Linked DNA regions of Homo sapiens: region 1 is linked to region 2. A link is an interaction called in ENCODE POLR2A ChIA-PET data of the cell type or tissue named here. Cell type or tissue: CD4-positive, alpha-beta T cell. All regions are shown on one strand. Each heading gives the region's core, and the rest is flanking DNA. Links, peaks and the distances in the headings are about the cores only.

Evidence for each region. Peaks named below come from ENCODE experiments on the same cell type or tissue, not always from the same donor. Only the 100,000 strongest peaks of a DNase experiment are listed, where the experiment ranks them.
Region 1: POLR2A ChIA-PET joins it to region 2 with 9 read pairs; 4 of 35 experiments call an interaction of 5 or more read pairs at or near these places.

The regions. Positions count from the first base shown.
Region 1 is chr7:77,389,737-77,392,766 of GRCh38, forward strand. All of the region lies in intron 5 of GSAP (gamma-secretase activating protein), which reads right to left. Among named protein-coding and RNA genes, the nearest start is that of GSAP, 25 kb to the right of the region's middle. RefSeq lists an enhancer at 2,807-3,030. In CD4-positive, alpha-beta T cell, for the core only: no CTCF peak of the experiment used is centred there; no DNase peak of the experiment used is centred there.
Region 2 is chr7:77,335,141-77,337,898 of GRCh38, forward strand. The region is part of intron 19 of GSAP (gamma-secretase activating protein); the gene reads right to left. Among named protein-coding and RNA genes, the nearest start is that of GSAP, 80 kb to the right of the region's middle. In CD4-positive, alpha-beta T cell, for the core only: no CTCF peak of the experiment used is centred there; a DNase peak (open chromatin) is centred at 1,251.

The sequences.
Region 1 (3,030 bases), core at 202-2,701, 55 kb after region 2:
TAAATGTATGTGTGCATGTGTCTTTATAGCAGCATGATTTATAATCCTTTGGGTATATACCCAGTAATGGGATGGCTGGGTCAAATGGTATTTCTAGTTCTAGATCCTTGAGGAATCACCACACTGTCTTCCACAATGGTTGAACTAGTTTACAGTCCCACCAACAGTGTGAAAGTGTTCCTATTTCTCCACATCCTCTCCAGCACCTGTTGTTTCCTGACTTTTTAATGATTGCCATTCTAACTGGTGTGAGATAGTATCTCATTGTGGTTTTGATTTGCATGTCTCTGATGGCCAGTGATCATGAGCATTTTTTCATGTGTTTTTTGGCTGAATAAATGTCTTCTTTTGAGAAAGTGTCTGTTCATATCCTTCGCCCACTTTTTGATGGGGTTGTTTGTTTTCTCTTGTAAATTTGTTTGAGTTCATTGTAGATTCTGGATATTAGCCCTTTGTCAGATGAGTAGGTTGCGAAAATTTTCTCCCATTCTGTAGGTTGCCTGTTCACTCTGATGGTGGTTTCTTTTGCTGTGCAGAAGCTCTTTAGTTTAATTAGATCCCATTTGTCAATTTTGGCTTTTGTTGCCATTGCTTTTGGTGTTTTAGACATGAAGTCCTTGCCCATGCCTATGTCCTGAATGGTATTGCCTAGGTTTTCTTCTAGGGTTTTTATGGTTTTAGGTCTTACATTTAAGTCTTTAATCCATCTTGAATTAATTTTTGTATAAGGTGTAAGGAAGGGATCCAGTTTCAGCTTTCTACATATGGCCAGCCAGTTTTCCCAGCACCATTTATTAAATAGGGAATCCTTTACCCATTTCTTCTTTTTGTCAGGTTTGTCAAAGATCAGATAGTTGTAGATATGCAGCATTATATCTGAGGGCTCTGTTCTGTTCCATTGGTATATACCTAAGCTAAATGACGAGTTAATGGGTGCAGCACACCATCGTGGCACATGTATACATATGTAACAAACCTGCACGTTGTGCACATGTACCCTAAAACTTGAAGTATAATAATAAAAATAAAAAATAAAAAAATACAAATCAATTACAAAAAAAAAATAGCTGGGCATGGTGGCACACGCCTGTAGTCCCAGCTACCCGGGAGGCTAAGGCAGGAGACTCGCTTGAAACCAGGAGGCGGAAGTTGCAGTGAGCCAAGGTTGCGCCACTGCACTCCAGCCTGGTGACAGAGCGAGACTCCGTCTAAAAAAAAAAAAAAAAAAAAAAAAAAAAAAAAAAAAATTAGCCGGGTGTGGTGGCACTCATCTGTAGCTACTCGGGAGGCTGAGGCAGGACAATCACTTGAACCCAGGAAGCAGAGGTTGCAGTGAGCTGAGATCACACCACTGCACTCCAGCGTGGGCAACAGATGAGGCTCCGTCTCAAAAAAAAAAAAAAAAAAAAAAGAAAAAGAAAAAGAATAACCATATATTTGGCTTTTTTTTTTAAGCAGGAATTTGTACCCAAAGGAGACAGCCAGCTATCAGCAAGATTTTCTTACCTTTAAAATGGGAAGATCTTTGAAGGCAGAAAACACCTTTCTACACTAATTTTTCCCTTCTCAAGTACAACCCAGACATTTGACTAATACTACTAGCATAATAAGAGCCAACCTTTGCAAATAGTAATTTCTCTCAATAACATACCATGTGCTTTCACAGTGAAAAAGGAAGCATCGTGAATTAAGATTCTAGAGACATCAGTTCTAGTTTCAGTTCTGCCATTATCCTGGTATTTACTTCACAGCAAATCACCAAGCTTTCCTAGGCCTCAATGCCTCATTATTAAACATAATAAAACATGCAGGGCAAGGTGCTCACGCCTGTAATCCCAACACTTTTGGAGGCCAAGGCAGGAAGATCATTTGAGGCCAGGAATTTGAGACCAGCCTGGGCAACATAGTGAAACCCCATCTCTACAAAAAAATGAAAAAAATATTAAGAACAAGCTGGACATGGTGGTGTGTGCCTATAGTCCCAGTTACTCAGAAGGTTGAGGTGGGAAGATCACCTGGGCCAGGGAGGTCGAGGCTATAGTGAGCCATAAGAATGTCAGTGCACCCCAGCTTGGGCAACAGAGCAAGACCCTGTCTCAAAAATAATCAGAATAAAATGAAAGACCAAAGAACCAGATTACTTCTACAATCCCTTTCAGCCATAAAATCCCATTATTCTATGAGGTGCTAAATTAAGAATTTTGATGGCCGGGAGTGGTGGCTCACACCTGTAATCCCAGCACTTTGGGAAGCCAAGGCGGGTGGATCACCTGAGGTCAGGAGTTCGAGACCAGCCTGGCCAACACGGGGAAACCCCGTCTCTACTAAAAATACAAAAATTAGCCGGAAGTGGTGGTGGATGCCTGCGGTGCTGGCTACTCAGGAGGCTGAGGCAGGAGAATCTGAACCTGGGAGGCGGAGGTTACAGTGAGCCGAGACCACACCATTGCACTCCAGCCTGGGTGACAGAGCAAGACTCCATCTCAGGAAAAAAAAAAAAAGAATTTTGAGAATCAAGATATCAGTGGAGACTGGACACAGTGGCTCATGCCTGTAATCCTAACATATTGGGTGGCTGAGGTGGGCGGATTCCCTGAGCTCAGGAGTTCAAGACCAGCCTGGGCAACATGACTAATCCCCTCTCTGCTAATAACACAAAAAATTAGCCAGGCGTGGTGGCGCACACTTGTAATCCCAGCTACTCGGGAAACTGAGGCAGGAGTATCGCTTGAACCCGGAAGTTGGAGGTTGCAGTGAGCTGAGATCACACCACTGCACTCCAGCCTGGGTGACAGAGCAAGGCACTGTCTCAAAAAAGAAAAGATTATCAGTGGAGACTGGGAGACCATCACTGAAGGGGAAGACAAGACCAGGCAATATCTGGATACCACAAGGAGAGACAGCAGGATCAGGCAGAGGGATAGACATGACATGAGGAGAACGGAGGTGAGCAAAAGACCATGGTGTGATCCAGGCACATGCTGTGAAATGGTGACAAGGATGGGAGAGTTCAATATGGCCTGGTTCTGA
Region 2 (2,758 bases), core at 259-2,758:
TGCAATCCCAGCACTTTGGGAGGCCAAGATGCGTGGATCACTTGAGCTCAGAAGTTCGAGACCAGCCTGGGCAACATGGTGAAAACCCGGCTCTATTAAAAATGCAAAAAATTAGCCCGGCATGGTGGTGTGTGCCTGTAGGCCCAGCTACTTGGAAGGCTGAGATGGATCACTTGAACCTGGGGAGGCAGAGGTTGCAGTAAGCCAAGAACATGCCACTGCATTCCAGCCTGGATGACAGAATGAGACTGTTTCATAAAAAGCACGGCAAAGAAAAATACCCCTGAATTAGAGACAATGTTAGAAGCAATCACATCCTCAAGGAATGACCTGGAAGCATTTTCCTACATAAAGGGGAGTTTTTTCTCTTAGGATGACCTGAAATAATTGCCAAACACAGCCCATCACAACTATTCACTGAACAAAAGAACCAGTGGGTTACATTAAGGAATTGTTTCCCATTTATGATTTGGATTGCCAATTGATCCAAAAACAAACAAAAAAAAAAGCTCTGTGGTACTGGCTCATCTGCAAATTACTGCCAGAAAAAAAATCTGCCTTTCATTTCTAAAAGGCACTCTGGCTTTGGTCCTACTTCTGCTGATTAAGCAGCATCTTCTTACAGAGAAGGCAGCCAACTCAAAGAGAACCCTTTCCTCTGTGTGCCAGGACTCAACTAGCACAGCTAAAGCATCATCCAATTTGGCTCTTCAGTGGATTCCATCTCAGTATCAGCTTTTACTTAACAACCCAGAGAAACACAGTGACCCACTACCTCTAAGCATTGACAGAATAAATAGAAAATGTTTGTGTGTACATAAAGCTAGGAAGGCACTAAACTAAGATGCTCTAAACAGGAACACTCATACACAGGGCAAATGACCAGAACTCCTGAGGCTGCCCACTTAGGGAAACGCATGCTGCAATTTCAAGGTCTCCTGAATATAATTGGACTTGCTCCTTCTTCCCCAATATCTAGCAAAAATTTCCACTTACTTGCCCATCTGGGTAGTTCTATTAGCCATTTTTAATGGATTGGATTTTTTTCTAAAAATGAAATCACTAAATATGGCTCTAAACTATTCCATCTCACAATCAGCTTATGCCCTGAGAAAGTCAATGCTAAGCTCTTTCCCTCCTCTCAGTCTTGAGAATGAAAAACACCTGTCCCCAACCAAAACTATGAATAAGACCAGCACAGTGTAGTAGGTGGTAGAAGAGGAACAGAAACAAGAATCCTCCATCCTGGGTCTGTTCCTCAATTTCATCATCTAGGAAGTAGGCTGAAGACACCTCCATTGCTACAGAAACAACAGGAATGATATCACTAGCCTCAAGCTCTTTTTTTTTGTTTTTGTTTTTTGAGACAGAGTCTCCCTCTGTCGCCCAGGCTGGAGTGCAATGGCGCAATCTTGGCTCACTGCAACCTCCACCACCTCCCAGGTTCAAGCACTTCTCCTGCCTCAGCCTCCCAAGTAGCTGGGACTACAGGCGCCTGCCACCATGCCCAGCTAATTTTTGTATTTTTAGTAGAGATGGGTTTCACCATGTTGGCCAAGCTAGTCTCGAACTCCTGACCTCAGGTGATTCACCCGCCTAGGCCTCCCAAAGTGACGGGATTATAGGCATGAGCCACCGTGCCCAGCCAGTATCATCTTATTTTTTTAAATCTATGCTAATCTACCTCTAATGAGTATTTCTTTGTTGCATCATAAAATTAAGGTTTATGGTATCCACTGGCCTCACTATAATTAACTGTTCCAGAAAATATGTGCAAACTGAACTTTGGGAAATCAGTATTTCCCACATAACCAACTAACACTGCTATTGATGCTACATCTTTGTCAAAGCAACAATTTTTTAAAATTGTAAACTATTATACTGTAATTATACCATTACTTCAGACCACTAAAAAACTTTTTATTTAAGTGATCATGGTTGTCTGTATTGTGGGGTCAAGTCTTTTGTGTTTCACTAAGCAATTAATTACATTCATGCTCTGCCCAATTAAAACTTTGTGTTTTGTTTGTGAGGTGGAGTCTTGCTCTGTCGCCCAAGCTGGAGTGCAGTGGCACTATCTTGGCTCACTACAACCTCCACCTCCCAGGTTCAAGGGATTCTCTTGCCTCAGCCTCCCAAGTAACGGGGGCGGGGGTGGGGTGGGGGGGGGGTTACAGGCGTGTACCACCACACCTGGCTAATTTTTGTATTCTCTGTAGAGACAAGGTTTCACCATGTTGGCCAGGCTGGTCTCGAACTCCTGGCCCCAAGTGATCCACCCGCCTCGGCCTCCCAAAGTGCTGGGATTACAGGTGTGAGCCACCGCACCCAGCCTACAACAGTTTAACACCAGTGAAGAAGCAGATAAACAAGTCTCTGGAGAGCAGCCCAGGTATAAACTACTCTTCTCCCAGTTGCTCAGGGGCATCAGACCACTGATAGACATTGGCAGTAACACCCTCACATCTGAGTGGCCATAAGTAGAAGGGAGCAGTAAGTTTTTGTCCTTCCCAGTCTCTGAGTCAGGTAATCAACAATCTCTAACAAGTGATGAAATACACTACAGATGTCCAACTTAAAGACTGTGGTAAAAATATCCCATTTCTCCATTTGTAGCATGCTCATCTTTTATCTTTATATTTAAGCTATTTTCCATTTTTAAAAATCCATACATGCTTCCTGTGGTTGAATAGTTTTAATGGTTTTTCTTCTCATAAAATCAAGGGCAGGCCAGGTGTGGTGGCTCATGTGTGTAATC